2 separate regions of the Homo sapiens genome follow, and region 2 is linked to region 1. Evidence: chromatin contacts called from ENCODE Hi-C data. All regions are on one chromosome and are shown on one strand. Each heading gives the region's core, a stretch centred on a gene start or an enhancer-like site at or near the end of the contact. The rest is flanking DNA. Distances are from core to core; before and after follow the strand shown. Region 1 overlaps LOC105374945 (a long non-coding RNA gene). Region 2 has its middle 28 kb from the start of LINC01108.

Region 1 (3,120 bases), core at 363-2,862:
GGAAAGGAAAGGGATGAAAGAAAATGTTCACAGTTGAGAAATTGAATTGGGTTGGTGGGTAAGGAGTGGGGGAGTCCATGAAATTAAGAGCAGGACTGGCTTTGGGATCTCTAAACATGGGAGGTCCTGGGCCCTGAAGGGGTCTAGAATAAGCCAAGGTGGCATAAAAAAATTATTTTGAGCTGAAGGCATTTGAGTTCATGAAATCTCTTATCTGCCTAAAAGCAGAGCCTCCCAAAAGAACTCAGTTTTTATAAATCCCCTCCTTGGAAGCAATTCTAATCTTCTCTTCTTGGAAATGAGAAATTGGTACCACAGTCAAACAGATATTGTTACAAAAAGATCATTTTTCCCTTTTATTCTCCTATGGGCACATTTGTCTTTCTAAAAAGTCATTTGTTTTCCCTAAGTGCCATTTCTTCTCCATTTCTAAGTAGTCATTTGTTTTCCCAGAAGTGCCCCTCTGCCCCTCCCCTTCCCCTAATAGGGTAGCATATAAGCCCTGAATTCTAACCACCTCCTTGAGACTCCTTGAGTCTTTGTGAATTCCAGTGTGTACATATACAATTATAATCTGTTTTTTTTCTCGTCCTCATCTATCTTTTGCCAGTTTAGTTTGCACATCCCCAATCACCGCACCTAAGAGGGTAGAGGAAAAGTTTTTCCTCCCAGACAGTCCCTCTTGTGCCAAGTGCCTCCTGAGGATTGTGGCAGGTTGCCTGTAGGGTTAGGGTGGGGGTCCCATGGGTGTATCTGTGGACACAGTGGCTACATGGGGGCTCCCTGAATTCTTTCAGAGTAGGATGTGCTGATCTTGCCAGGCAACCAGTGCTCAACAGAAGCAGAGAGAGAGGGACTGTTGGCCACAGTGGCAGCCCCCACAGCTCAACCTCCTGGTACATTCCTTCCCTCCTCACATATTCAAGTCCTGGTACCACATAGCACTCACAATGCCACGGCGGGGGAAGGAAGCCTCAATAATGACTGAGACTGAATTTCCTACCAGCTAGGCAGGTGGGGATCAGAAGCAGAATAAATTTAATTCAGAAATATAAAAAATCCTATTCTTGCCTCTTTGCGTCAAGAGAAACATTCATTCCTTTTTCATTTTTCTTTTTGTTCATTGTTTAAGAAGTCACAAGAACTACAAACCTAAAAAAAAAAAAGTCTACTGGAGAAAAGCCTAACATTGAGAAAATTCTAGAAAATTCTATCCATTAACTTAATCCCATCCCCTAACCCTGGGGTTATGAAAATGTCACCATTTAAGAAAATTTTTAGCAGCTGAACACCTCAGTTAGTTCAGTGCTGTAGGAATGCAGTTAGAAAAACCATATTATCTCATGGGGTAAGGCTGCGCACAGGATGCTGACATTTAAAACCCAGTGTCCAGCATGACACAATGATGTTATTTATAGACCGAGAAGGATCTAGGACAAATGTGATGCATAGAAAGAAATAAAAAGAAGGAAGGAGCAAGCCATAGAAACCCGAGGTTGAATCGAGGAGGAAAACCCCCAGCAAAAAATCTGAGACACATCAAGCTTTTGTAGGGTTCATGTTTAGCAGGAAGTTGAAATGACTCACCGTATCCTGTTGTACTCGCCCTGTGATTCCATTTATCCCCTCCAAGGCTTTTAAAGCTCTGATTTGTGTAGGAAAATCACACAGCATGTCAAAGAATGACTACGCTCTGGTTTTACACATCCGTATTTTTAAACAGCACAAAATGGTTGTACTTCTCAATATCGAAATCTGACTGGGGCCTCTCCTGCTTGACCTTGCCCTGGAGGCTGCTGTCCTTCCATGGGTGGGTGCCCAGGCTGAGCTTGCACGGGCTCCTTCATGTCCCCCTTGGTCAACCTAGGTGAAGAGGGGAAGAATCCAGCTCCCACCATGCACCTTATTGACAGAAGCCTTCCTCAGATGAATATTCATGAGCAGCCTAAGTTTCTTTGGCTTTTCTGTTTACTAGTTTTATTAGCTCTTGAGAGGGGAGAGAGAGAGAGAGAGAGAGAGAGACTGGGGGAGACAGAGAAAGAAGCTGGGTGCGGTGGCTCATGCCTATAATCTCAGCACTTTGGGAGGCTGAGGCAGGAGGACTGCTTGAGCCCAGGAGTTCAAGACCAGCTGAGCAACATAGCAAGATCCCATCTCCATAAAAAAAGAAAAATAAAAATTGAAGAGAGAGAGAGAGAGAGAGAACTTTCCATAATTAATAGAGATAAGGTCAGCAAGATAACTCTTTTTTGCTCTTTTCCTAATTGCCCCTTCCTGGGGTGATTCCTTTCCTAAATGGGCCTCCTCTTAATCCTCAAGCTATTATGATATAAAAATTAAAGTGTGATATCCTGGCTCGCCCATTTCCTATTAATGGAATGACCTGTGGTAATCAATAGAGGAAATGCAGGAATGTTAACAGATGTGTGGTTCTGTTTGAGAGTCTCCAATTAAGTGATATGTCTTCAAGGTGGAAAGATGAGATCATTTTGAAATTAGTTTCTTTTTGGCTTTTTAAGTCTTTGGTTATTATCAATTGCATTAAAAAAACCAATTGGAAAGGAAAATCGATCGGTGCTGAATTCCTCCCCCACCTGAAGTCTTCATGCTTCCTCAGGTGATAGGATGCTAGAGAGGAAAATTTGGAATTAGCTTTTAAAAGGAAGAGAAATGACGGTGTAACCATCTGCCAAATACATGGAAACAACAACAACAAAAACCTCATCATTCACCTGGCCTGGCAAATAGGTTTGTGCATTTTTTTTCTTTTCTGTCCACCCTGTTGTTTGTCAGAGGTTGACCAAGAACTTGTCCAAGGGCCATTCCTGTGGTGTCATTGGTTAGAGACTTTTTAACAATTTCAAGTTCTGGTGAAATACTGTGAGTAAATAAAGAGAGAATTTTGCCTGAGTTTAAGGGGCTTTCCTGGGAGGTAATGTATTTTGTGGCCTAACACTTCATTACTTAGCCTGCAGATCTGGTTTCTTTTGAAAACAAACCCTAAGTCTGGAACTTTCCATGCTGAGAGTCCACGTCAGTTTCAAGAAGGCCTGGTAAGATGTAGCTGAGTAAAAACGAGACTCAATATGAATGATTACTGCTGTTCTTTCTCACTGGGAA
Region 2 (3,120 bases), core at 215-2,714, 560 kb after region 1:
CTTAACTAGTCGTTCCTCAGTTTCCTCATGTATAAAATTGGAAAAACAGTTCCCACTTCATTAGGCCTGCTGTGATGATTAAATGAGATGACATAAATAACTTGTGCGGCAACTAATAGGTCCTCAGGAAATGTCAGTTCTCTTAGTAACTGTTATGGACTAAGTGTTTGTCCATATGGACCAAATGTTTGCAAATGGGAACTGAGGAGCCCTCACCAGACACCAGATCTGTCAGCACCTAGATCTTGGACTTCCCAGCCTCTAGAACTGTGTGAAATATATGTTTATTGTTTAAGCCACCCAGTCTATGGTATCCATTATAGCAGTCCAAGCAGGCCAAGGTAGTCACCTAGAGCTGGCAGGACTGAATTCAGGGTTTGGGATGCCAGTTATTTCTCTTCCCATCTTAGGCACAACAAACAGCTTTCCCTGTCCAAAGAGGATACTGAGGGCCAGTTGCTGTCATCATTTCCTACTTCCCTCAATTTGCAAAAACTACCAACTTCTTTCTTTTTTGTATTCAAAGTGCTAAGTTGCTGGATATTTTGCAGGTAGAGAGACATCAGACCACCATGAGCCCTCTAGAGAGCATGTTAACACAAGCAGCCCTGCAGGTGAGGGCTTTGAGCAAGCATGTAATGAGCATTCTAGGATTCCTCCCTAGATCATACACTTCCAGAGAGAGGCCTAAAATACAGACTTCCAGAGGACAGAGGTCTTTGCCTATTCAGTTCGCTGATTTATATATATATATATATATATATATATATATATATATATATATATATATCTCCTAGAAAAGTGCCCGGCAGATGGCAGGCCCTGAAAAAATATGTGTTGAATAAATACATATTTGCTGACTGAATGAATGCTTCTGGGGCAAAATGGCTCCAAAACCAGCCAGCCTCAGGCCGCCTGACCACCTTCTCTACCACTTACTCACTGTGGGGCTTCTTAAAAGTCACTTATCCTTCCTCTACTCTATTTCCTTTTCCCTAAAGAAGAGAGAATCCCACCAACTATGGGGATAGTCTTATGGATTAGGGGCTGTACCTGCAAAGCATGTGACGTGAAGAAGAAATCAGAGTGACTTGGCAGCCTTAGATACTGTGCTGAGGATCTGGAGTCGGGAGGATCTGGCCCACTCTCTGAGGAAAGAACTGTCATCTGATGCTGGTGACCTCAAAAGTGTAAAGTGTTGCTACAACCTTCAACCTCTTAGGGCAGAGAAGGAAGACTATGGATTCACAATTCTTGGCCCCAGCTGTAGTTTCTCAAGAAAGCTCATGCAATGAGCTCATGATCAGGTGCTTTTAATGAGACCTCCCGATCCTCCTAGGTGGTTTCCCTTGTGACAAATGATCCTGTCTGGCAAGACCCTATCTTTGTCATTGTGGACTTGTGCTCACAACCAGTTACCTAGGCATCCCATGCCTTCTCACTTCCTCCTCCCTCTCTCTCTCTCTCTTTCCAGGTTCAGTGATTCAAGGCCTAAACTACCAAGATGCATCTTACTTATCCTCAGTGGGGATTGCTGCACTAAGTTATAGATTCTGAATTTGTGAAGCAATTTGGTCAAGTTTATACTTTCTATTTTTGGCTAGGAGTGGGAGGGGCAACTGTATGCCAATAGGCTATCTCAATTCTAGAAACATCCCCTCTTGCAAGATGAAATTATCCCCACTATATCAACATTCACAGCCTGTTTGCACTGGTATGGCTTTGATAGAACTTGTATCAGTATAAATATTACTTTAGCTTTTAACTGCTAATTATATCAACATAAACTTAATTTATAGTGATAATCACCGTCATAATGTGCTGCTGCCAAACATCCCCACTGATGCTTTGAGGCATCGTGTAAACTCAGCCATTAGCAATCATGTAAATGTTCCCATTACTCATTATGATACTGGCTAAAGAACTTCTCTAATTGACTTCTTCCCAAAGTCCATAATAAGCAAGAACAACAGAAGACCAGAGAGTGTTGATCAATTTATGACAACCATCTTGTTTCTTACAATAGCCCATGCTGATAAATATAAAGTTGCAAAAGAGGACCTCAGAATAGCATGAACAGATTCTCAATTCCACATTTAGTTTCGGTCACGTCAATCGAATCACAACACTATCACTCAGACAAATGCCAAGTAACACTTAGTTTGTATAGCGTGCCACTTCCATCTCCCTATGTCAGCATGAAAAAAAAAGGGGTGTTTGCATCTTGTAAATTCATATTGCTTTTTAATTCAAGAGATTCAAAGTGCTTTACTTTTTTCAATTATTGCTCCTTTTTCTGCGGTAGTTTAGCGGATATTTGTTGTTTATACCACTCACTCTCCACTCTCCCATCTAGAGGCAGCAGTGCCCTAATATTATTGGGCGTATATCCACCAACTCTTAGTCTATATTGTTTTCATTCAGCCAACTCCATCCCCCAGGCTTGAGAGTGAAGCATGTAATCTAAGATAATCCAATCACCACACTCTACCTGCCGCCTGTCCACAGTGATTTGTTCATGAGTGTGCATGTGACCCAAAGTCTGGCCCATCAAGGTTAATGAGATTCAAGTCTAGGAATCACAAATTTCTGTTTCTCCATTGGGTATGAGGCTCAGAGAAAGGCACTATGGGGCTGCAGTCCCAACCCTGATGAGGAGAGTAGAGCTAAACCCAGGGTAGTAGAGAAACAAGCCATCATGATATCTAAGCTTCTAAATCACAGTGCATCTGAAACCAGCCCCTTTCCTGGACTTTTCAATTATATGTGTGTCAAAAATCCCATTTTACTTAACCCAGTTGTGCTGTTTACTGTCACTCACAACCAAAATAATCCTAATTGATACAGGCAACCAGCAGACTTTGGGTATGATTACGTCTGTTTCTAAGATAAAGAAATGTGAGCAAAAAGAAATGATCTCCAGTCAGTAAAAGAGCTGTGTGAATTAAATACAGAGGCTGAAGATACCAAATATTCTAAAACTAAAGTGCCCTATAAATACATGAGTTTTAATAAAACTTAAAACTCAAAAGCCAGAGTTTCTGATCACATCCAGTCTCAAATATTTCTGATTCTTCAATTGATTCAGCGCCAGAGAAACCAAATCTCCCAGTAGGCCAA

Evidence for each region. Hi-C counts contacts between places; a loop is a spot of excess contacts on that map. Pooled maps may share reads with other maps.
Region 2: a loop to region 1 is called in a map with no recorded cell type, with 6 times the contacts of the local background. The contact joins two enhancer-like sites. A Hi-C loop is called at or near these places in 2 of 37 single-sample maps with no recorded cell type and 2 of 50 pooled maps.

Annotation. Positions count from the first base shown.
Region 1 is chr6:14,875,768-14,878,887 of GRCh38, reverse strand. It overlaps LOC105374945 (a long non-coding RNA gene), which reads left to right. Exons shown (of 5, transcript XR_007059473.1): 3 at 2,618-3,120. Among named protein-coding and RNA genes, the nearest start is that of JARID2-DT, 370 kb to the left of the region's middle. RefSeq lists enhancers at 1,713-1,902, 1,683-2,183, 2,966-3,025, 3,046-3,115. Within about 2 kb of position 1,612, at least 13 of the 41 ENCODE cell types and tissues checked have a DNase peak (open chromatin) inside an H3K27ac peak, as active enhancers do.
Region 2 is chr6:14,311,640-14,314,759 of GRCh38, reverse strand. No RefSeq gene overlaps it. Among named protein-coding and RNA genes, the nearest start is that of LINC01108, 28 kb to the right of the region's middle. Within about 2 kb of position 1,464, at least 2 of the 41 ENCODE cell types and tissues checked have a DNase peak (open chromatin) inside an H3K27ac peak, as active enhancers do.